Linked DNA regions of Homo sapiens: region 1 is linked to region 2. Evidence: chromatin loops called from intact Hi-C (ENCODE). Cell type or tissue: breast epithelium. All regions are shown on one strand. Each heading gives the region's core, and the rest is flanking DNA. Links, peaks and the distances in the headings are about the cores only.

Region 1 (12,395 bases), core at 5,564-8,063, 1.0 Mb before region 2:
GCCCCTAATCTCTCCAGGAATTCAAATATGGTAGTTCCAGGGAGTCTGAGCTGCTTGGGATTTTTTTCAGTGCCACCAGTGATTCTAATGATTGTCTAGCTGTAAGCAGTGGGACTCAAGTTTTGAACAGAGGCATGAGAAGAAAATGGCATTTCCCTGCAGATGGGCTGTACCAGCTGCAGCTTCAAGTCCAGTGCCTCTTGTGGGAAAGGAGCCACTCCCTTGTCATTCGCCACATCTACACTGCAACGCTGGTTTATGTCAGACTATCATCTTTGACTCGGCATGACAACAGTGCATATTTGAAGGCCATCAAACCAATGATATTAGCCTTGTTTACGGTTTAGCTGGAAAATATCTCCCATGTGGTATAGTAAGAAGAGCACTGAATTTGAATTCTGAAGCTCACCAGAGTGTTCCACTGACTAGTCTCAGGGCTACTGTGAGCACCCAGTGAGAGTGGCCATGAGAGGTGACACACTGCACAAGTCAGGGCACTGGAATCATGGGACAAGATGGGACCTTAGAGAATGTCTTGTCTGCCTGCCTCATTTCATAGTAGAGAAAATGAGGCCCTGAGAGGTAAAGTTCTTCACTGAAGGTCATACGCCAGCTATTAGTAGTGTAGCCAGCACCAGGGTGTCCTAGCCTTTGCCTCCTTCTGTTTCTCACTGTGCCCTCCTTCCCTACATTGCTCTCTTTTGGGATCTGAGGAATCATATTCAATCACCTTTCATTTTCAGAAATGAGGAAACCCAGGCCTCGTTTGTCCATGGCTACAAAACTAATTGATTTATATTTGCTTTGGATGACTAGGAGTTAAAATAATGACAGGTGAAAAATCCAAGATGGCGTTTGTATACCGCTTTTAAGAGCAATCCACAGCAGATTCAAGTTTTGTGAGGCCTGAAACTCATGCAATTTGAAAACTTTTTTCAAGAAAAATAACACACAATTGCAAATGAAAAGTTAGGTTCCAGGCCTTGGAAGCAGTCTGCGCCCATGAGGGGCCCTCATTCACTTCACTATAAATCCACCTCCAGGAGCAGTAATAAAGAGATCCCTACTCATGTTTGTGCTGCTAGGTTCTTCTGTTTGTATAAATAGCATGTGTCCTGCTAAGTCACCTCCACTCTTATAAAATGGAGGCCATTCTGCCAACACATGTGTATTGAACATCTCTTTATCTGTAAGGAATACAGAAGGGAACCAAGAAAGGAAACTAAGCTACCATCTCTAACTCAGGAGATGAGGCACAAAGGCAGAATGGAGGAATTCCCTCCCTGCTGTGGTCTGGGCCAGGGTGCCTATGGGAGCCCAGCCTCTAGGAGGTCTCCAGTTTTAATCTCAGATAATCTTCCTCTTGTAGTCATTCTTCTCCCTCTGCCTATCAAATGCAGATGTTGAGATGAGTAAACCCTTTGGGGTTTTTGGATGAAAAACTTTTCAAGATTTACATGACATTTTTGGGGTTGTGCCTACCCAAAAAAGTCTTATATCTCACATCACTGCCTTAGAAATGAATTAAAGGTGCATTTATCCATCAGGGCCACATTCCCCTAAAATGCACCTAATAGCACTGAAACAATTAGAATAACACAGGGATCCTGAATAATCCATGCCTCTTGTCAAGAAATTTTTTTCTATTTTTATTTTTGTAAAACAGCTTCCTTATCCAGTTGTGTTTAGTTTATTTAAACGATCACATCAGCATTAGGTTCTGGTTTGGGGTTTTTTTTTTTATTTGTTTGTTTAAGTCTCGTTTCTGACACTTTCTGAAAGATGCAACATGGAGATAGGCCAGGAGGGAAACTAGTTTTAGGGTGTTCTCATTACATTCATTTTATGTCATTTTTTATTATTAGGTTTACATTATTGAATTCCTGTGGAGAAGAGGAGTCAGAGCTGTGAATAAGTCATAAGTCCCTATAGGTAAAATCAAGTACTATTTGTCTCTGATCAAAATTGCCCTTTCCATTGATAGGAGAAATGACTGGGCCTCCTTGTCATCCAGAGTTCATTTTGTTTTTCGTGGCAGTTTCACTGTCTTTGGGAATTGAGCTTTTTGAAATGTTAAAGCACGAGAAGCATGAACACCTTGGCAGGGTTTGCAGTATCTCCTTCTAGTGCAGGATGGAGGGCTCCAGAGCTGGCAATTTGAGGAATGGCTGGTGGCTTCTGATGTCACCTGCCACTCATGTGTCCCTCCCTGTTTTGAATCATGGATCTCAAACATCCTCAAAAGCTCTTCCCTGGTAATTTCAAAACTCTGAACAAATCAATCCTAAGAAAAAATAAACAAACATGCAGAAGAGCAGAAGGATATTTAGGATATGGTTCTAATTAAAATTTTTAAGTTTTCCTTTTTCAAAATCCTGTATGAGCTATTAAATAGGGAAAAACAAACTTCTGAGTAGGAAAGAAATAAAGGCCATTACCCTTAGAGATTTTGAATCTTACAATAAACAAATAGGTCTTCTTTTCCCCGAATGTTTCTTCTTATCAACACAAGGGAGTTGAGTGATGGCTACAGCTCTAAAATACTGAACATGGCTGCCTACTGAATTCAGCATACATACGTAGGGATATGTTACATAAGATGCACATACATACTTTATTTCTATTAGCCTGTGAAACAGTGAACATGCCTGCTCTTATAAAGCTTCTAGTAAAGGAACTACAAAAGAAACACATCTACTGGGCATTCTCACACTGGCTGAGGTAGGTTGGAACCATCTGGATTCTTGCCTGTGGCATAGTTAACCTCGTGACTATCCAGTTTTCCAATTATCCAGGCCCATTTACCTCTGCTCCCACTCAGCGAGCCCTTTGGCTATTTCTCTGTTCATTGGCACCTAAAGTCAAGGAGAAAGAAACGAACATTTATTAAGTGCTATGTTTGTACCAGTTAATCTTCTCAATGAAGTATTATTATCACCCCTGTTTTACAGAGAAGGAAACTAATATTCAAAGAGGTAAGATAACTTGTTCAGGACCACATATGTTTTTAAGTATAGAGCTCATGCATTATAAAGTGACCACCCTAGCTAACATTTATTAAGCACAATATTTGCCAGAATTCTTGCAAAAAGCCTTACAAGGACTATTTTATTTTATCCTCATACCAACGGCTTAAGGATGGTATTACTTAAGTATTCTTGTTTTACAGATGAGGTCATACAGCTAAGGTGATGAGGCCAATATTCAAACTCAAGCATCTGGATTGCAGGCTGCACTTTTGATCGCCATGTCTAGCCTCCTCTATACACCTGCTCTGACCGATTTGGTATTCACCACGCCCAAGAGGCTACTGAACACCTGAAATATGGCTGGCTGGAGTTGTGATGTACTCTAAGTATAAACTACACACCCTATTTGGAAGACAGTATGCAAAAAAGAATATAAAAAGTCTCTTTGGCAATTCTTTATATCAATTACATGTTGAAATGATAATTTGGATATATTGGGATTAAAAATTATTTAATTTCACTATTTCTTTTTACTTTTTGAAGTGAGAAGACTAGACAATTTAAAATTACAAATGTAGTTCATATTCTATTTCTATAGAACAGCACTGCTATATACTATTTTAAAATAATATATAAAGGGGACTAGAACTGACTCAGGCCAACATTATTTTTCATCAATAGTTCTAGTTAAAAATTTGGTTGGAAGTGGGTGGATGGGAAGGTTGAAGCCCATTTTTAAAGATAAGTTTGGTGTTTTTATGAATTTGAGTTATGTGTGCTTTCTTCACCCGTTTTACCATGTGTGGGTAAGAGACTTGCCATTTTTAAGAATCAGAAGAATTCTGTGAGGTGTATTTCCAGTGTCTGTGTGTAGTGCTGCAGCTGTCTGAGCGTATTGCCGGAGGCACCTCCTTTGGACTTTAAGGCACGAATTGCTCATCACTGTCCACACAGCTTTGTGGCCGCCTTTGAGTCTATCTCTTTTAACATAACATTGAGTTCTGGCTCCAGGTCTGGCACAAAGTTGATAATAACTAGTGAATACTGTTTTGTTTGGTTTGTTGTAGTTTTATTCTTTTTTTTTTTTTGAGACAGAGTCTCACTGTGTCGCCCAGGCTGGAGTGCAGTGGCACAGTCTCGGCTCACTGCAGCCTCCGCCTCCTGGGTGCAAGTGATTCTCCTGCCTCAGCCTTTCGAGTAACTGGGACTACAGGCACACACCAGCATGCCTGGATAACTTTTTTGTATTTTTATTACAGATGGGGTTTCACCATGTTGGCCAGGCTGGTCTCAAACTCCTGACCTCAAGTGATCCACCCGCTTCGGCCTCCCAAACTTCTGGGATTATAGGCATGAGCCACCGGACCCACTTTATTCTTAATACCTATTGCCAGGCAGAGGTTACATGGATATAAAAGAGAGAAATTGGGAATATTTGTATGAGATGGGAAACCACAGGCCAGGAAAGCATTACCAAAGGGTTGTAGAGGATTTAGTCTGGGCCCCTCCCCAACGTACACACCACGTGCCTTCTCCTCTCGAGGCTAGAATTAACCCTCACCCCACCACCAGCTGCCAAAAAATAGTAGTAGCTGCTGGGAACTCAGAAACAGAAAAGAATTTTCTATGAGATTACTGTCTAAAACAAATGTTTATTCTAGCCATTTATAAAGAACACTTATGGATTTACAGCAGCTTAGGATAGTGAAAAAGAAGTAGAGGAATGGTAATTAATTCAGGTACGAATTTGTAAGGCCAAGTGAGAATCACGTTCCTTGTCGTGGCCCAAAAGGCCTTGTCAGACTCAGATGGAGTCTCCTCGTTTTAGTCTACAGACATATGGGTGGAAGTGACATGATGGAATAATTACATTCCCAAGCCGTGTACCCAAAATCTGTGCTAGGACCACTCCCCTGGCCAGTGCGGAACCAGGTCAGCTGGTGGAAGGGGCTCTGAATGGGCACAGCGCTGCCAGGCCCTGCCACTCCCACCTCATCCCATCCAGAATGGGTCCAACACAGTTCCTGCTAACCCTTATCCACACCTCCTCAACCATAGTCCCCAGTGACCTGCTTCCTCTGTGAAGCCCAGGCTGACTGGAAGGTGACCCTCAACAGAAACCATCAGAGAGCTTTGGGTCTGGGGCGGAGGGTCACCTCCACTCTCACGGTGGTGTCTTGGTGTTAATGTCATCTGTTGGCTCAGCCATTCATTGCTTCTCTCTTCCCTAAGCTCCTGCAGATCTCCTTTACTCGTTTCTTAAGTGTAGGAAGCTATCTCCTTGGATGCTGGGTCACTAATTATAAACTTCCTATGCATTTACCTGGCTCTGGTTTGGCCCCTAATGTCTTTATTTCTGCCTGCAGGATTGTCATTGCCATTGCCCCTTTTCCTTACCTGGGAACCCGACATACTCTGCTTATCCCTTGAGCTGGCACACCAGGGGGCCTGGAATTCCTGTTGGTGAAGTCACTACTTTAAGAGAATTATCCCAGAAATCCTCTAAGTTGCAAATCCTACAGGAGCAGAGTACTACATGTTAATTAGCACTCATTATCATGTTAGTAGAGAAGCTTACCCAAAGGAATGATACATAGGACCTGCTATGTCATTGAGAACAGAGAGGTGGGGCTCAGGTTCTGGACAAATGATGTCATAAGTAAGTGTAGTTTCAGAAAGGAAGATGAAGTGGGAGCTTTAGATAATTGGAGGCGGTAGGCCTGTATATGGAACCAGATGCTAGAGAGCCCAAGTCCATATTTTTACTTTTTCACAGTTTTGTGTCCATATCCTCACCGAATCCCAACCACCACCACCACAGTTCTATATCCCGTTATTTTTTCAATAATAACTGATACCTCAACTTAAGCTCCACTCTGACCCTCAGCTAAGCCATATAATTTCAGCAAGAATTATAAAATAAAGTTTTTAAAGGACAAACATGAGCCTTAACCTTAGTATAAAGACATGCTTAGCCTTCATACAAATTGCCAAGTTGAGACTTCATTTCAGACGGCAAATAAAAGTTACATGAAGGAGCTAAAAGTGCTATTGCAAATTACCTATTTGAAACGGCTTTTTCAAAACCTGCTAAATTCACACCTCTCCTAAAAATGCTTCACTTCCAGATTATTTTATTTTGGGGTTTTGTGTGTATGTGTTAGAGGGGGTGGGGTTTGTGGTGACTACAGAAAAATTAGTTAAATTCATAGGATAAAATTTGAACTTTTGCAAATGAGTAAACAGCCAAAACAAACACCGCTTCAGAAAAAAAAAAAAATACACGTTTTCTCCTTTTGGAAAGCAAGCAATGCTTAAGCAAAATACCTTAAAAGTTAACTAAAAAGCTTTTCTAAAATAAACAACTCTGCTTGTGATCCTAAATTGGGACCACATGTAGATGTGAAAGCTACAAATGCAGTGCACTCAGAATTTGCGTCTCTGCCTTCACTGTTTGCGTGCCTCTGAGTAGATGATGATAATGTTGGCTTTGGTCCCCAAGGAGCCTGAGTTTTTTAGATCCTAGTATGAGGGGGAAAAGCAGAAGAAGAAAGAGAAGGAATGAAAACAAATGCCTTTCAAGACAAAATATCCGAATGGGTTTCATTTTGCTTATCTGCCAACAGGCTCAACCCAATTTAGATCTCTCCTACAAGGACAGGATAGTGCCAGCCAGGGTGTCTGCCCTTGCCGGCTATGTGGGGCAGTCCCTGTGAGGGACCAGGCTCGAATTCAGAGCAGAAGGATCACTCTAGCAAACTGCCAGGGCCAGCCCTCTGCCCTGAGGCAAGTCAATGAATTAGCCAATTCAGCACAGATAGAATCATTCCTTTGTTTTTCTCAATTACCAAATGCTGTGTGCTTTGGGGGTCACTTGTCATGTGAGTTTAGAGAATGTGGATATTGCAACATAAACCCTCACCATTCTAAACAGCTTAAACTAAATTCTGTTACTAGGGAGGAGAGCTGAGGTGATAATATCCATCTCTAAGTATAAACTATTGTGTGTTCATTTTCCCATTATGGGAGACAAATTTCTCTTCTCCGCTAGTGCTCATGATCTCTTCCACCAGGCACAAACATCAGATGTGTGTTTATGTGGACATATTTTGTCCCCTATTATTGGAGAGCAAGCTCCTTGAGAGAAGGGATTATGCTGCCTGGATTTGTAACTTTGTTAGGCAAAGCATGACTTTATTTAGTTTTGAATTGATGAGGAGGCACTGATGTTAGTAAAAAGCTCAAATGTCCTGAGCCCTGTTGCTCAATACCTCAAACACAGGACCATGATCACCACAATGAAAAATATGCAGGATCATTAATTTCGGCTCTGTTAATTGTGCTGTTAGGAAATGTTGACTAGATAGGAAAAGCAGCTAACGTTCATGGAGTGCTTATTACATACCAGGTACTGAGGTAAGCATTTTACATACAGTATCCGATTTGTATCCTCCCACAAGCATGTTATCCCCGGGTTAAAAGGGGAGGAATTGGGGTCCAGTGAGATTGGGAGGTTATGAGAATCCCACAGTGTGTGGCAGAATGTGGACTTGAACTCAGGGCCCTAACAACAGGAAGCTATAAAAGCCTCTTTGTATAAAAAGTGCTCTCTTTCTGTGGGTCCTCAGTAAATGAAAATATTTGCTTTTCATAAATAGGTTTGAATGTTGGGACCCTCATTTCTCACCAGGAGTCAAGGCCAAAAGGTCTTATAAATAAGAGTGAATTTTGAGAAAGGATGTGTGAAAATGACTCTGTTCTTTTCTTTTATCTCACTTCAGTTACTTGGGATGGAGGAAGCAGAAACTGGGAGTCAGACATCTAAAATATGAAGTTCCACCCTCATGTTGGCCATTTCTTTCAGCCTCCTTTCCCCATTCCTAGGGGCCAATCTGTTTCTCCCTCTCCTGCTCTTTCTCTTTGCCTCTGTCTTCTTCTTTCCTGTGGAGACAATAGCGTGTGGTGGAACTGCCTGAGTGCTTACTGAGAAGGAGAAACCAAGCGCAGATTGTATAGAAGCTGACGAATGAGTCCTCTGATTGTGGACAAGTGATGGCGCTTTTTGTAAAATTGTGTATGTGTTTACCTCAAGTAGTGAAAAAAAAAAAAGAAAAAACAACTTTTGGGGCAAGTTGGACCTTAGGAAGGAGATTTCTGGGTCTCGGGGTTTCTCTTAGCCCCCAGTGCCTGGTGCCTGCGGCCGGTGTCGCCTCAGGGAGTCCCAGGCTGTTCTGTGGCCTCCAGAAGGAGCCACCCCGCCCCTTCCTCGCCCCACTCCGCTTTGCCTTCCCTTAGCCTGGGGAGCCTTGCCGCCTCTCCACCTTCTCTCCTGGTCTCCTCGGGCGCTCTCGCGCTGGCACCTTCAGCTCTGTCAGAGTCTGAGGGGAAACCAAAGGAGGCCAGGCGGTGTCTGGAATGCCCCATCCGACTGCTTCAGGCTCCCAGACCGCTGACAAAAGGAAAACTGGTCCGTCGCTTTCTGAATGATGTATCGAGACCGCAGTGTATTTTTAGCATCTGCTGTTTGTGGTAACATAAGTGAAAACTGCTGGACCCGTTCCCTTCAGCTGAATGGCTGGTATTCAGGGGCCTGTGCCCGCTCCCTGCCAGACGCTCCTCACAGAACTCCCTTTTTACGAGGTGGGCGACTGGCTCCCTGGCACCAGGCTGCCCCACCACAATTCTTTATTGCCCAGCGCCAGTGCCCAATTGCATGAATCCCCAGGGCTGCAGGCAGCGTGAGGGGTGCGAATGGGACGATGCTGGCTGCGGGCTTGTCAGGGTGTTCCCAAGTTGTGTGGCAGAGTCTGGAGGGCAGGGGTTGTCCGGATGTTCCAAACCTCCAGCGTGAGGTGGGCACTCAGGTGCGAAGGAACCATGGTGGCGAGGCCCACAGGTGGCGTCCCATCCCAGAGCCATTTTGCCGGGGCCTGGCTCTGCAGTAGTCACTGACACCGGAGATCCCCTGAGTGACCTGGAAACTATGAGAGACCCCAGGTACCCCGACAGGTCATTCTACTAACTGTGGCTGTGGAGCTCCAGCTCATCTTTGGAAGACGGAAACGCACTGGAAAGGGTATGAATGGACGCAGAAGGCCTCGTGGGGGCTCTCTCAGTGCCACTGTAGAGTGAACACAGGGCTGGAATCCAAAATAGCACCAACTTGCTGAGTGGCTTTAGGCAAGAAACCTTTCCCCAGGTCTCACTTTCTCACTTAGAATGATGAATAGTGATTCTTGTCCTACTGACCTCACTAGGACGTTTTTAATAAGGATGAAAGCACTTTGAAACTGTTGAAACCATAACATCACAAAAAAAAAAAAAAAAAAAAGAGACAGAGTGACGAAGTAACGCAGGTCCCATTTATGTTCTTAATTTCTGACCAACCTTAACTTCCATCAAAACTGCTTCCACTAGCCCCAGCCAGGAGAGCCGTTGCATCGTGGTGGGACATCATCAGGCTCTCCAACGGACATCGCTTATACTATGAGAACTCACGTTCAAGGGAGGTGTTTACCTCTAATTCCCACAGAACTAGCGTAAGTAAAAAATGGGGCAGCAGGATCCTTTCCTTGCAAAGTGTGAGCAAGTGCCTCTGTAGAGTAAAACTTTAAGTAAAAGGACTACAACGGCAGTGACAGCTCCTTTATCTGAAACTGCAGACTTTTAAGAAGGTTCTTAGCAGCCACACCGATGTCACAAATTCCATAAAGCAAGATCACCTAGGCACTCTCTCGGAGCTAATTTTATCTCATTTTATATATAATTTTAATAAGCCTGGCTCTCTCATTTTCTAGCCCCTTATTACTGAAAATGTGGCTCATGGACCAGCAGCATCTGCACTATCTGGGAGCTTGTGAGGAATGCAGAATCTCAGGCCCCACCCTTCACCTTGAATCAGAATCCACATTTGGATAAGATCCCCGTGTGTGTGTGTGTGTGTGTGTGTGTGTGTGTGTGTTGTGCGGGGGAGGGTAAAATTAGAAGAGACTTGCAGGGCCTAGGCGCACTCTCAATTTATTGTATTTCATTATGGAAAGGATTTGGGATGACTAGAATTAATAACTTAGAAGGAGTGAGGTGACAAAGAACATTAAAAACTATTGCATCTGGGACCATTTAATATAGGTTTGTTTGTTTGTTTGTTTTGAGACGGAGTCTCACTTTGCCGCCCAGGCTGGAGTGCAGTGGCATGATCTCGGTTCACTGCAACCTCTACTCCCCAAGTTCAAGTGATTCTCCTGCCTCAGCCTCCTGAGTAGTTGGGATTACAGGCGCCTGCCTGTAATTGTATTTTTAGTAGAAATGGGGTTTCACCATCTTGGCCAGGCTGGTCTTGAACTCCTAACCTTGTGATCCACCCGCCTCTGCCTCCCAAAGTGCTGGCATTATAGGTGTGAGCCACCGCACCCGGCCCATTTAATATAGTTTTATATCCGAATGCCCTTTAATACTCTGAGAATACACTGTTACAACACTGTATAGTCATTGATATTCCCAGTAATAGTCCCAAATTATCAAGAACAGGCAAAGTCATATTCTCCTGCTGTTTAAAGTATTTACCTAATGTTCATAGTGGAAAATTCTCCTTTAAAATGGTTAAATAAATCTTGATCTTAAACCGATGCTTCAGTGATCTGAATACTACATGAAACAGCACGTTCTCTCTAAAGAGATAAGTGAGATGGTACTATAATCGGAAACCTCTGTTAATTCGGATTTTGTTTTTTATGCACATTTTAGAGAGTCAAATTATATCAAGATAAAATATGATAACAGAGATTTACTCTAAAATTAAACAATGAAAAAAACCCTACCAGTGCAACAAAAAGGCCATGGCTGTTCAGAGCCAAGTAAAACTTTGGGGGTCAGAAGGTATTTAATTTTCATATTTCTGTTTACTAGGTACTAACAACTGATCTTCAAAATCATAGAGACAGGAAAATGGATTTGAAACCCAAGGGAGTTTTTAAGTAACCAGAAAAGTTAGTGCCCTCTTCTGGACAAGCGATCATTGGAGTTGTTAGAGGTTGTCCTTGGGAGTGCTGTTGGGGGCTTTGTTAACACCGAACAAGACCATGAGTGGCAAAACTTGGAGCTGAGGTTGATCAGGTCTCCAAGGCCAGGGAGAGACTCAAACCAACCAGGTCAACTTCCCAGCTGAATTGCCAACCTCAAAGGGATACGTACAGAAGGGAGAATTGGAGGCACATAGCAGAGGGTGAGAATGCAGAGAAGAGCAGGATGCGGTCAAAAGATTGGCAGATTTTTATGGAGGGTTCCAGCACAGGCCAAGAAAGAGATTTAAGGGTTCTGACTCAAATAAGACCAACTGTCCTTCTTTCTCATTCCCTTGACAATTACATCTGAGTGCAACTTTATTGCCATGGCAATACAAAGAAAGTCTACCAATGATTTGATATCTAGAGCTTAGAAATAAACAGCTGCATGGTACCAATTTTATTATATAAAGCAAAGTTTATATAAACGCAACTGGGCTTAAAACTCATTTGGCAAGAATTAAATATTTTCCATTTATTCTAGAGACATTTTTAGAGTGCCATGGCTGTGGTGGAAACATAAATAAAGCATCATCACAGGACAGGATTAATTAATTGCCTGAAATAATTTCAAAGCTGTAAGTGAAAGATCCTATCTTTATTAATGGTATTCTTTTCTCAAATCAGATTTTGAAACCTCACAAGCTTTTGACTCATCTCTCTCCTGTGCACTGCTAGAAATCTTATTTAACTCATGTTGCAGCCACCCTAATTCCAATCCTTGTCACTTCACTCCTGAGTTTCAGCAACACTCTTAGAGAAGAACTTCTTAATTTCTCTCCAACCTAGCTTTGTACAATGGTCTGTTCTCTATACCACCATCTATTGTCTATACTACAATACATTATGTTGGGAATATATCTTATTATGTACTACTGGCTTATTGTGTTAGTCATGGGTAACCAACTAGAATGAAGAACGAACTAGAGAACAGGAACTATGTCTTTCACATTTATGTCGTCTATAGCACCTAACGTAATTATTGCTACACAGTATGTTGCTACAGGGAGTCTTCCGTGGCCTAGATCTGGGCTAGATACTTCTCCTCTACACAACTGTGACACACTGCCGTATCCTGGTTACATTATCAGTGCATTACAACTGGCTGTATTACGTTTGTTTCTTTTTGTTTCTCTATGAACTATGAGAGCAGAGCCTACATTTATCTGGTTCATCACTGACCCTCTAGTACCTAGCCCAGGTTTTGATTATATATTATGTGCTCAATGCATATTTTTAGATTATTTGTTGTTGGTTAGTGCAGTAAGATAGTTAAGGAGGCTGGGATGAATAGACCAAATGGCATCCATAGCATCATATTATTTTGTTTGACTTGGCTTCAGGTACAATAGATCAATATAACCTA
Region 2 (12,395 bases), core at 4,767-7,266:
GGATGCATTTGTGATTTAAGAGCAGCATGTCTCACCTCTGTCATCTTCTGGAAGTGTGGATGGTAAGGGAAGGGGTAAGCAGTGCCTTCCCGGCCATTCCAACAGGTCCCCTTCCTCCTTTACCTCCTATGCCAATGCCAATCAGCAATTTTCAGGGGCTTTTTAGTATAACCTCTGAAGGTTCCACAGCTGTTTTGAGTCCCAGTTCAGTGATCTTTCCTTTACTTGTATAGACAGTAAAATTTCCGTAAAACCAGTATGAGCCCCAATAAATTCTGAATTCAAAGTCACTGTGGTTTTTTTCTCTTGATGCTTATGAGAGGAGTCCAAGATGCAGTGTCAGCTGACTCTTGCCAAAGATCCAGTGCAAAAAAAGGCTGTTCAGACTTTAGGATGATGCTCAGATGTCCCGTTGTAAAGCCTTTAGATCTGTTCTCTCAGCCCAGTGTGGATGCAAGTATTGTTTAATCAAAATAGAATAGTTAGCACCCTCAACTCATAATTGGGATATTCTTTTATTGTTATATAGCCGGTTTATTTGTCTTTTGATGATATATTCTACTTCTGTGCATGTCATAACCCACCCTTAAAATACAAAAAAAAAATTTTTTTTTTTGAGACAGAGTCTCACTCTGTTGCCCAGGCTGCAGTGCAGTGATGCAGTGGTGGCTTACCGCACCCTCAACCTCCAAGGCTCAAGCAGTCCTCCCACCTCAGCCTCCCAAGCAGCTGACTACAGGCGTGTGCAACCACACCCAGCTTTTTTTTTTTTTTTTTTTTTTTTTTTGGTAGCAACAGGGTCTCGCTTTGTGGCCCAGGCTGGTCTCAAACTGCTAGGCTCAAGAAATCCTTCAGCCTCAGCCTCCCAAATTGCTAGGATTATAGGCATGAGCCACTGCACATTGCCTATAATAAGAATTTTGTAACCTCAACCAATGATGTGTCTTCTATTTGCATGAAGTGGCTGAAACACCCAGCTCTCCCTGAGCCATGACAGCCACAGTCCTGCTCCCTCCTGTTGTCCTTCCAGCAACATTGAAGGAACTCATCTCACAGACGATGATCTGCTGGGCCCAGGAGGACCAGATCCAGGATTCAGAGCTGGTCCGAATGATGTTCAACCTCCTCCGGAGGCAGTATGACAGCATTGGGGAGCTGCTGCAGGCGCTGCGGAAGACCTACACCATCAGCCACACCTCTGTAAGCGACACCATCAACCTGCTGGCTGCCCTGGGCCAAATCCGCTCCCTCCTCAGTGTCAGGATGGGCAAGGAAGAGGAGTTGCTCATGATCAATGGGCTGGGGTAGGTGATTCACGGTTACGTGCTGTTCTCTCTAGGAGCTTTAAGTGGGAAAACTGACTTACCTTGATATAGAGATATAGTGGAATCAAATCATATTAAATCTTTGTGTGAACTGATTCCAATTTCACTCCTCATGGAGTCATATCCTTTGCAACCTGAGAGACCCAACTACTCACAGTGAAAGGCATTGCTAAAAGTATGGAGGAGTCTTGGGGAAAAGCAGTTACTTGATTTTAATCTTTTGAAAATAGCCCCAGGGAGCCCATGAAAACATCTGGAGGAAGGGACGGTGTGTTCAACCCAAGACAGAAATGATCTGAGCACCTGAGCTTTTGACTCGAAATCTTCCGAAACTTCCCTCTGAAAAATTGCCACCTGATCTCTCCCTTTTCTCAGGACTAACCTAGAGTCGTTTTTGTTAGTTCATTGAGATAACTTTCCCCTTAACAGTAGCTCATGGCTCTCCCTTAGAAGCCATGTAGTCAAAAAAAATTCATAGCATTTTAGACATCAAAAGGGTTTCCTATAATCACGTAGGGTAGCACTTCTGTTTTGCAGATGAGAACACCAAGGCCCAAAAAGATTCACTAACCAGCCTACAGTTTTACTTTATTAGAATCAAGAACTAGACCTACAGACAACCTCCTACCTAACTTTTCATCCTACCACCCTTGAGCCAGCATACCAAAGGAGCATCACCAAGGTGCAGGAAAGGGACCTTCAGGATCCTTGGAGGGAAATGCACTCATTCGTCAAACTCATTTCCAAAGAGAAATCTTACATAAATGAAGCGACTTTTATGGGAAGACAATACAGTTAGATAATTATTCTCTCCCCAGCCTTCGTAGTAGACATAGCAGAAGTAAAAACTGGCAATTGGAGGTGGTGTTTCCTGCAACCCTCAAGAGAAGGGGAATGGGCAGCCAGAAAGTAACCACCCAGCAAGGGAGTACACAGCAAATTACCAGGCTGTTTCTGTATTTTGATTTGCATGCAGCTTTACTCTGTGAATTTATATTGGATGACTTAAAGATGTAATTGTTCTTACATCTTAATGTCGTGAGTTTTTAAAGACTATTGTCCAAAAGCTTCATTGATATCTAAAATTATTACAAGAAAAAATAAAACAAGGGATGTTTAATAGGTCATCAGAAAGAAATGTTTCAAAGAGAAAAAGCAAGTACTTAGAAATAGAGGAGCACAGAATATTTCAGTCAGCTAAAATGGCCCTCCACATATATTCCAGCTGAACTAGTGCTTTCTTATTATCTTTTCAGCCTGTTACTTTCATATTATTTTGCCCTCTCGTGTGTTTGTGTGTTCTCATCCCTGAATTTTCATAGCATATAAATAAGCAGGTGCTGAAGACTCTCTCTGATCCTTATCCTAGAGACATAATGAACAACAAGGTGTTTTACCAGCATCCCAACCTCATGAGAGTCCTGGGCATGCACGAGACGGTGATGGAGGTGATGGTGAACGTGTTGGGTACAGAGAAATCTCAGGTAATGCTAAAAGGAGAACCTAGCCAGAACTTGTCCCTTGAGGCAGGAGCACGAGGTGACTTGTTCAGAGCCACGTGGCTGGTGTCCCTTGCCTCAGTTTCTCTTCCAGGGAGAGGAAGGGATAGGCACAGTGCCAAGAAGGAGCCAAGCGATGGGATAATGCTGCTGGACGGAATCCCATTGTGTAAGAGCTCTTGAAGCTTGGAGACTTTCTTCATTAATCCCACTGGGCTATTCAGTTGCTAAGTTTACTTCCCGTATTCGGCAGCCCTGCTCTTTCCAAGATGGAATCACTCACTTCCACTTAGGAGCCTGGTGTGTTTTGTGCTGAGTCAGGAGAAGGCTGTTCTAAAGGAGAACAAGATCTCAATAGTGATCCTGGCAGTGTTTCCCCAGAAGTGTTGATGTTTCCTCTGTCAACCGAACTCCTGAAGAAGCCAGGTTTCCTTGCCAGCTCCCTCATAAGGAGCCCGCATCAGGGGGAGCTCCTGTTGCTAAGGGGAGAGTTGTGGGGATAGGACACAACTGGACATTTATCCCAGCTGGGCTGGGGACCTCCTCACGGTTAAACTGCTTCCACAGGCAGTAGATCGGGTATGGCTTCAAATGTTGGAAATTCCAGAGTGCCAGGGTCCTAGGAAGGGATGATTTCTGGTGCAGTTTCATCAGTGCTACTGGGGAGGGGGTGGGTGTGTAGAAGGAACAGAAGCCAGGGTCACGTTCCTCATGGGCTTCCTTCTGATCTCTTGGGAAAGTGAAATCTCTCCAGAAGATCCCTGAGCACATGTCTGGATGCCTCAGCGAGCAGATAGACTACAAGTTTCTGAACCTTATTGCTTAGAGCATCCTCTGTGATATTAAAGGAGGAAATCAAGGTTGTCTTAGGATCCCGAGCAAGGTTAACACTGGCACCATTTATTGAGCACTGTAGGATCAAAACTAAGATTTGGCCCAACCTAGAGATGCTGGTTACTTTGTTAAGTAGAAAAGCCAAGTACAATCAACAGTAATGTAAGATGGCATCTTCATGCTAGACTGCATGAATCAAATTACAAGTGCTATGGAATCCCATAGAAGAGCAATTATCAATGACAAAAGTAGTCAGGGAAGACTCAGAGAGCGATGCCTTTCAGACTTGCGTAACTGTAGAGGCCAGCCTTGACCCAGGGCACTTGGGCTTTGATATACTGGTGGGCCTTATGTGTCTACGATCACCTGTGTCTGTCTGTCTGTCTGTCTGTCTCTCTCTCTCTCTCTCCCCCCCTTTCTCTCTCTCCCCCCTCCTCACTCTCTCCTCTTTCTCTCCTCACTCTTTCCTCACTTTCTCTCCTCACTTTCTCTCCTCTCTGTCTCTCCTCTCTCTCTCATCTCACTCACTCTCTCTCCTCTCTCTCTCTCTCATCTCTCTCTGTCTCTGAATTCTGTCCACTCCCTTCCTACTTGGAAACAATAGCCTGGTAGAAGGTCATGCAATTTCACATGACTTCCGAGGATGATTGGGATTCTTGTTTGACATCTATTTCTCTTGGAGGAAAGATATTTCAGGAACTATAACTCCTATGAATAAGTCTTGAGAAAAAAAATGGAAGGAGAAAGTTCATTTTTCCAAGTGTTCACACTTTACCCACTTAAGACTCTGAGGTCAGAGTTTTCAGAAAGGCCTCATGATAGATTCTTTTGTCTGACACTTTCTACTTCTCCCTACAGATTGCATTTCCAAAGATGGTTGCTAGCTGCTGCCGTTTCCTTTGCTATTTCTGTCGAATTAGCCGGCAAAATCAGAAGGCCATGTTTGAGCATCTGAGTTATCTTCTGGAGAATAGCAGTGTTGGCCTAGGTGCGTAAGTCTTCTTGTAACTTCCACATCCAAACTCGAAGGTTACACTCCCCCTTTTGACCACTTAGGAAAATACAGGGAAAGGAGCCACATGCACGCTGTGATATTTGTAAATACTAGAAGAGACTCTGCCTGATTTAAAACAATTGAAGTAACGATGCCACAAGAACGTTCTCCAACAGAAGTAGAGATGTTGCTACCAGCCAAGATTGGTGACAGTTTAGTGTTGGCATAGTCGTACAGTTTTACCTCATCTCTCTTGGGACCAGTGGCCCATGGTTTACAAAATGCCCCTGGGATTGCAGGTATAGTCTGGGGGCACAGCTCTTCCCAGCCCACTCAACTGACCAGGGAGCAGTGCTGATGAGACCAAGGTCATGGATCGGATCTCGTCTTGGCAGGCTGGCTGCAGGCTGCATACCTGTCCATCAACCTCCCAGCAAGTGCTTTCCTTAGCGGGGAGGCAGACTGGCCAAGAGCAATCGTGGATAAACAGTGTAAATCCACCACTACCACTAGAAAAGCAAGTCACTGCATATGCCTTACTCACTGTTCTGGGTATAAACGAAATGAATGTGTGTAATACACAAATACTTGCACTTGAAAACTGAAGTTTCACGGGTTTTTATTTCTCAAATGCAACCTCAGGCTACTAACCTTTTTGTAAAATGCCACCTGAAGTTTTTCTTAATTCTAGCCTGAGAACCAAACAAACAAGTCAAAAACAACATTGGTGACCTGGTGAAACTATATGAGCTAATGCTGTTTGATGCTATTTTTAAACTCTAGGTGGTAGCCCCAGAAATATACAGGTTCCACTGGGCTTAGTTGGTCGAGTGGCATCTGATATGGGGGCCTCAAGAAGTTTTGTGTTAGAAAAGCACTTGGAAATACATGGTCCCGGTTGGTAGTGTGAACCGATTTTGTATTAATTCGTATTCACGGCAATGAATGTGGGGAGGAAGGATAGCTAATAGAGCTGTTCTTAATGCAAGCGGACTGTCCCATTGGAGAACGGTCATGTAAGCCAGGTTTCAGTGTGTTTGCTGCCCTCTCCTGTCCGCTTACGTGCACTGCAGTCTCAGCTCAGCACTGAGTGTCTTCCTCTGTCCTTTTCTTGCTAATTCTCCCCTCCTCCCTCAGCCTCCCCGTCGATGAGGGGATCCACCCCGCTGGATGTGGCAGCTTCCTCTGTGATGGACAACAATGAGTTAGCGCTGAGCTTAGAGGAACCAGACCTCGAGAAGGTAACCGGCCCTTGGGGTGGCAGTGTGGTGTTCTCTTCGGCCTGTAGTGCAGCTAAGCTAAGGATAAGCAGACCACGGATGGAGTCTCTGTCACTGTATCGTCATCTTGGTGGGCTTGTAGGGAAAGTGTGAAAGAATGTGAGTAACCGGTAGCAGCACAACGATTATGACCAAGGGATCTCCTGTGAACACAGGTAGCCAACTTCAGAGACATGTGGACATTTGTGTTCTTCGTGTGTGGAAGCCCAGCCTCGTTGGTCTACATGGAACATTACCAGATGCCGGTGGTTCCTAATAAAGTTCTGCGTAATTTACAGATTTATAAATCTACCTATGGAAGGAAGAGACATGGCAGAATACTGTATAATCAGTGTCCTTTCCATGTGTAACTGAGACAAACTGAGCTGCCCTCTGCTGGGAGTGTGGATGAAGCTCCTGGTGGTGGAGCTGGTTGAGGCGGCCTCACTACGTCTTTTCCCCATCCCTTTCTTTAAATGATGTCCTTGACCGGAGGGCTGACAGGATTCACAGTGTGACCTTCTGAGTGGAGCAGAGCAACCTGGAGGGGGAGGGGGGTGGAGAGGAGGGACGTGGGCAAGTCAAAGACAAATCAAAGGTCATCATTATGTAGGGGGTTTGGGAGCACACGGAAAAGGGCACCTGAGCCTGACTAGGGGATTGGGAAGGTCACTCAGAAACAGTCATGACTTGAGGGATGAGTAGAAGCTGATCAGCCGCATTGTTGGGGAAGCATGCCAGGGATGTTTGCATGTCCGAGAGGAGAGTATGGCGTGCTGGGGAATAGGAGACTGGGTATGACTGAAGCACAGAGTACCTGGGGGATGTGGTGAGAATGCAGCAGAAGCAGTGAGGAATTGAACTTATGCTACCATTTCTATTACTAAAAGAAATTCATGCTCATACACTGTGCCAGGCTTTATTCTGAATGCTTCCCACAAATGAACTCACGTGACCCTCAGACCAAGCCCTTTCATTGTTGCCTGCCAGTTACGGGCAAGGAAGTGGAGGCATAAAGAGATTGGGTGGCATCCTCAGTGTCATGCGGTTAGTCAGTGGCACAGCCAGGCATCGAGAGCGCTGGGCTGTGGAGGCAGTGCTCCTACCCATTTTATTACAGGAGGTCACCGTAGAGCCAAGAGTGGTGGAAACCACTGGAGAGTATTAGGCAAAGGGGCAACACGATACAATTCATATTTTAGAAAACACCCCAGTTTCAGTAAGAAGAACTGAACAGAAACAAGTCTTGAGGCAAGGAGGAGAGTTTTGGTAGTAATCAAAGCCCAAGACTGTGCTGGCTTCAATTAATATTGATGCAGTGGGTGTGAGAAGCGTTTGAAGCCAGGGGACCGATCTATCACAGGACAAGTTGCAGCCATTAATTAGATATCAGTTCAGCCCATGTTTTCCTCCAAGGAGTGCAGGAGGTAGAGCAGATCTGAGGAGGCCGGCGATGAGTTTGGGGTCTGTCAAGTTTAAGGGGCCCCAGGGCTCCCAAATGGCATTGTCAAGTAGGGAATTGACGACCTGGCAGTATATCTCAGGAGAGCTCTCTGAGCTGCAGATAGAGCACACAGAGGGTGGTTGAAGCGCTGGGGGTACATGAGGTGACTCCAAGGGCTGGTCTGGAGCAAGAAAAGAAGCATAGCCAGGCCAGAGCCCTGAGGACCACCAGCATATTTAAGGGAGTCGCTGAGGAAAAGGCACCAACAAAAAACAGGAAGAGGAGCAGCCAAAAGGATGAGAAAACCCAGCAAATCTAGTATCTGAGAAGCTGAGAGGGAAAATTGAGAAATAAATACACATTTTTTTCTTCGTGTCGCATAGTGAACGTGGGGTGGCTCAAAGAAGACAGGGTGAGGAAAGAGAGAGAGGGGTTGTCTTGATTAAACGATTGTGGCAGCAGATGGCCTTCCTCTAGCTGAGGCAGCCACACAGAACACAGATTTACCACTCACGAAGATTCTGCTGTTTCAGGCCTTGGCAGAGAATCATTGGCCAAGCTGCAAAACCATGTCTGATCTATTAAGATGAGATGATAATTACCCACCAATAATTCGTTGACATTTTTCAGTTAGTAAATTCTATTTCAAATGCATTCAACTGATAATTACTGAGGGCCTATCATGAACCAGACAGACAAAACGCCCGTGTTTGTGCAGCATATTTCTAATGGGAGGAACTTTCCTTGTAGTCAGAGAGGATATTACTTTGCTGGGGCTGCCATAACAAAGTACCACAGGTTGGGTGACATAAACATCGGAAATTTATTTTCTCACAGTTCTGGAAGCTGGAAGTCCAAGATCGAGGTGTGCGCAGGTTTGGTTTCTTCTGAGGCTTCACCTCCTGGCTTGCAGATGGCCACTGTTTTGCTGTGTCCTCACGTAGTCTTTTCTTTGTGTGCACGTATCCTTGCTATCTCTCTGTGTGTCCAGATTTCCTCCTCTTGAAGGACATGACCCCAACAACTCAGTTTAACTTAATCACCTCTTTACAGCCCCTATATCCAAATACAGAAACATTCTGGGATATTGAGGGTTAGGGCTTCCACATGAAATTTGCGGGAGACAATTTAGCCCATGACAGAGGGGTTTGTCTTTGAGTTGGTCATTTTATTTTGTTCTTTAAAGTATTTTGAAATATCAGACATTTTTACAATAATATTTTGAGGCGACAAATTTAAGTGAAAGCATTTTTTTTTATTTTGTCAGATTCAATCAGTATTTCCAATGGACTTCATTGGGTCCCTTATAAATCATTAAGTTAAAAGCAGGAATCAAGGAAAGAATCTATTTACTGGCCTTATCAAATATGATGTTTATCAAACAACCCAATACCATAATAATACCATAATAGAAGAACCTTGCTTTTTAACATTCTGTTAAAAGAGGGCAGTCATGGTGGCTCACGCCTGTAATCCCAGCACTTCAGGAGGCCGAGGCAGGTGAATCATTTGAGGTCAGGAGTTCAAGACCAGTCTGGCCAACATAGCAAAACCCCATCTCTACTAAAAAGAAATACAAAAGTTAGCCAGGCATGGTGGTTGGTGCCTATAGTCCCAGCTACTCAGGAGGCTGAGGCAGGAGAATTGTTTGATCCCGGGAGGCAGAGGTTGCAGTGAGCCGAGATCATGCCACTGCACTCCAGCCTGGGAGCCTGGGTGACAGAGCGAGACTCCGTCTCAAAAAAAAAAAAAAAGAAAGAAAAAAATCTGCTGAAAGAAGTCCCAGTCAATATAACTTACGGTTAACTTTAATAAGCAATCCCAGCTGCAAACGGAGTAAGTGAAAATGACCAGACCAGAGGGAAATGTTAGAAGTTGCTCCTCCAGGCTCTGTAGGCCTGTGTTGTGAAGGGTACCAGCCACCTCCTGCATACACACAAGACTCAAGCACCATGCCACCTGTCGTGAGAGCTTCCATAAATGCTGTGTCTATTCATGGTCTCTGCATCTAGAGGGAGAGACCTCAGCCAAACTCTGTTATTCGTACATTTAGATGACAATAAATAGCTCAGTGTTTTAGGTGGTATGACGATAACCGATGCTTGTGTGAAAAGCAGCTGAATGGGTCTTTTTGGACAAGGCAATGCCACAAGGTTTTGAACTCCATATCCTATTCTCAGCCTCAGTTCATCTTTTGAAACAGTGTTGCTCAGCAAAGACATGGAGCCTCCATTGGAAGAAGTCAGATGTGATTAACGCAGGCCAGCAAGCTGGAGAGGGAAGAAATGGGCGCTTTGGGAAATCTGTAAAGGGGATGAGGTTTGCCACACCGTTTTCAAGTAGTTGGGGTGGCTTAGCACACTGCTATAGACTTTATTCAGCCCAATGTCAGGAAATTACCCAAGTTTGGTTCACAGGAAAGAACAGCAAAGGACTGGTATGCTGGAGTTTCTTCCTTCTATTGATCACGCCAGAAATTAGATCATTTAGGATTGAACAGTAGCCCTACCCCAACACATACACACACGCATATGCACACACACATGCACACACACTCTTTCTCTCTCTCTCTCTCTCTCTCTCTCTCTCTCTCATATGGGCAATTATAGCAGCCTGTGAAATGTCTGCACCTGCAATCTTGAAAACTCTGCCCAATTCTGGCCCTTATTGATGCTTCCCTGACATTTTAAAGACAAAATCAAATCTGAACTCTAAGCAGAATATTATCTTTACTGGTTTAAGAAGGAAAAAGTGTGGTGATAGATTCTTGCTGAGTTTGGCCTTATTTTTATTATACTTGCAAAATAGAATATTTGACATCAGCAAGTAAGTGATTCATTGAACAAACATTTATTGAACAGCTACTATGTGCTAGGCCCTGGAGGTTAAAAAAAATCTTAAAAAACACCATCTCTGACTTTGAGGATTTTGGAGCACTGTGGATTCTCCTCTTCTCTGTGTATACATAAGATATCAAAGGTGAAATTAGAATAGCAACTGCGTTTTAATCAAAGGTATATTTGCCAGGCTTTTTGCCTGAAAGCTGCTGAAAAGTAGAACAGAATCTAAAATCTTCTGTAAGATCCTAGCACAGAGATCTCGTGATAAGTGTCTGGTAACCTGGAAGCAAAGAGACCACCACCAGTCCCAGTCCTTAATGGATGGGGATCTCTTTTTCTGGCCATCCCAACCTCAACATCTTGGCTTTTGACTTTGGACAGCTGTTGTGGATGCAGAACGAGAGTAGACACCCCTGATTACTCAAGGGCCCACTCTGGGTCAGTCAGTGACTGAATATTGTAGCCTTGCAATACCATGGCCAAGTGAACATGGCCCGCCCCCAGTGGGCCCTTCTTTTCCTGCACTGTTGTCTCCCCAGATGTACGCTAGCTAGGCTTATTTTTAAATGACAGCTCCCTCTTGCCAGAACTGGAAAAACCAGGAACTGACAGTACATGGTGTGTTCCTACATAACAATGATAATCAATCTTGTTAATCACTTGGAAACAAAAAATGAATTGGAGGCTCTTTCTAGCCTCCAGGGAAATGGAAGCCTTTCAGTTCTTAGAATTTCACAGGCCTCACAGCTATCTTATAAAAAAAAAAATAAAAACTTGAGCAGTTCTTTCTTTGTTTGTTTCTTACATACGTGTAAGATTTATTTTTAAATTTTATTGTGTTAAAATACACAAAATATATAATTTACTATCTTGATCATTTTTAACTGTATGTGTAGTATTCAATACTTTTGTAATGTTGTTGAACTGTCACCACCATCTATCTCCATAACTCTTTTCATCTTGTAAAACTGAAATTCTAGACCCACTTAACAATAACTTTCCATTCTTCCCTCCCCTCCCCCAAGTCCCTGGCAACCACCATTCTACTTTCTGTCTTTATGGGTTTTACTACTCAAATTACCTCCTATGAATGGAACGATACGGTATTTGTCTTTTTGTGACTGGCTTATTTCACTTAGCGAATGTCCTCAATGTTCTTCACGTTGTAGCATGTATCAAGATTCTGTTCCTGTTTAAGGCTGAATATCCCATTGTACGTATATATCACGTTTTGCTTATTCATTCATTCATCCATCAGTGGCCACGTGGGTTGCTTCCACATTTTAGCTTTCAATTATTTGGGGGTATATACCCAGAAGTGAAATTGCTGGATCATATAGCAATTCTGTTTTTAATTTTCTGAGGATCTGTAGTACTGTTTTCCACAGTGGCTGTACCATTTTACATTCTCACCAGCAATGCACAAGAGTTCCAACTTCTCTACATCCTCAACCAACACTTGTTATTTTTTGAGGTGTGTTTTTTAATAGCCATCCTAATGCGTGCGAAAGAACACTTTTGTACTGTTTCTGGCAGGTGGTGACCTACTTGGCAGGCTGTGGCCTACAGAGCTGCCCCATGCTTCTGGCCAAAGGATACCCTGATGTCGGCTGGAACCCCATTGAAGGGGAACGCTACCTGTCCTTCCTGAGGTTTGCTGTCTTCGTGAACAGTGAGTCCCACATTTTTCCATACCTCTTATACCCAGAATAGCATGATCGTGGATACCTACAAGGAAAAGGATATCCTTTCCATTGCTTCTTATCTGAAAATAGGGGGTTGGTGGCTGGCAAGAGAAATCTTAGGGAGAATCACAGGTGTTTGGTGGCTGGCAAGAGAAATCTCAGAATCAGGCCAGACAAGGATAAAGAGTAGAGTCCAGTGAACAGAGCACTGAGCATTAGTCCCAGGTCCAGCAAGAAACTCACCGCAGAGAGGTCATCTCTCTGCACTGTAAAAGGGGGCCTTATGAATATCATCATTAATACCTCACCTGTTTCACAGAGCTAAATGCACATGTACATCTAGATCCCTGGACTGTTGGATGGATGGATGGATGAATGAATAAAATCAAGTATAACTGAGTAGCTGTAAAAGATAAGTAAACTCCCAGGAGAAAAAAATTGCTATAACAACCCTAAATATTATTTGTCATAATACAATCTACCTCCCATTTATAGTGAATTCCAACACAACCAGA

What was found. A loop is a pair of places that touch in the nucleus more often than their neighbours do. Peaks named below come from ENCODE experiments on the same cell type or tissue, not always from the same donor. Only the 100,000 strongest peaks of a DNase experiment are listed, where the experiment ranks them.
Region 1: a loop joins it to region 2, with 16 times the contacts of the local background. A loop is called at or near these places in 10 of 110 quality-filtered maps.

Annotation. Positions count from the first base shown.
Region 1 is chr15:32,663,634-32,676,028 of GRCh38, forward strand. The region is part of intron 10 of ARHGAP11A-SCG5 (ARHGAP11A-SCG5 readthrough); the gene reads left to right. All of the region lies in intron 2 of SCG5 (secretogranin V), which reads left to right. It overlaps SCG5-AS1 (SCG5 antisense RNA 1), which reads right to left and starts at 9,432. Exons shown (of 4, transcript NR_135505.1): 1 at 9,357-9,432; 2 at 5,367-5,485; 3 at 2,806-2,855; 4 at 2,069-2,284. It overlaps LOC124903458 (a long non-coding RNA gene), which reads left to right. Exons shown (of 2, transcript XR_007064573.1): 1 at 1-1,932; 2 at 3,170-3,487. RefSeq lists an enhancer at 6,549-7,081. In breast epithelium, for the core only: no CTCF peak of the experiment used is centred there; a DNase peak (open chromatin) is centred at 6,738; H3K4me3 peaks cover 448 bases; H3K27ac peaks cover 2,256 bases.
Region 2 is chr15:33,695,188-33,707,582 of GRCh38, forward strand. It overlaps RYR3 (ryanodine receptor 3), which reads left to right. Exons shown (of 104, transcript NM_001036.6): 39 at 1,031-1,304; 40 at 2,695-2,809; 41 at 4,517-4,646; 42 at 5,790-5,893; 43 at 11,732-11,867. Among named protein-coding and RNA genes, the nearest start is that of CHRM5, 270 kb to the right of the region's middle. In breast epithelium, for the core only: a CTCF peak has its summit at 5,717 (motif pointing left); a DNase peak (open chromatin) is centred at 5,704.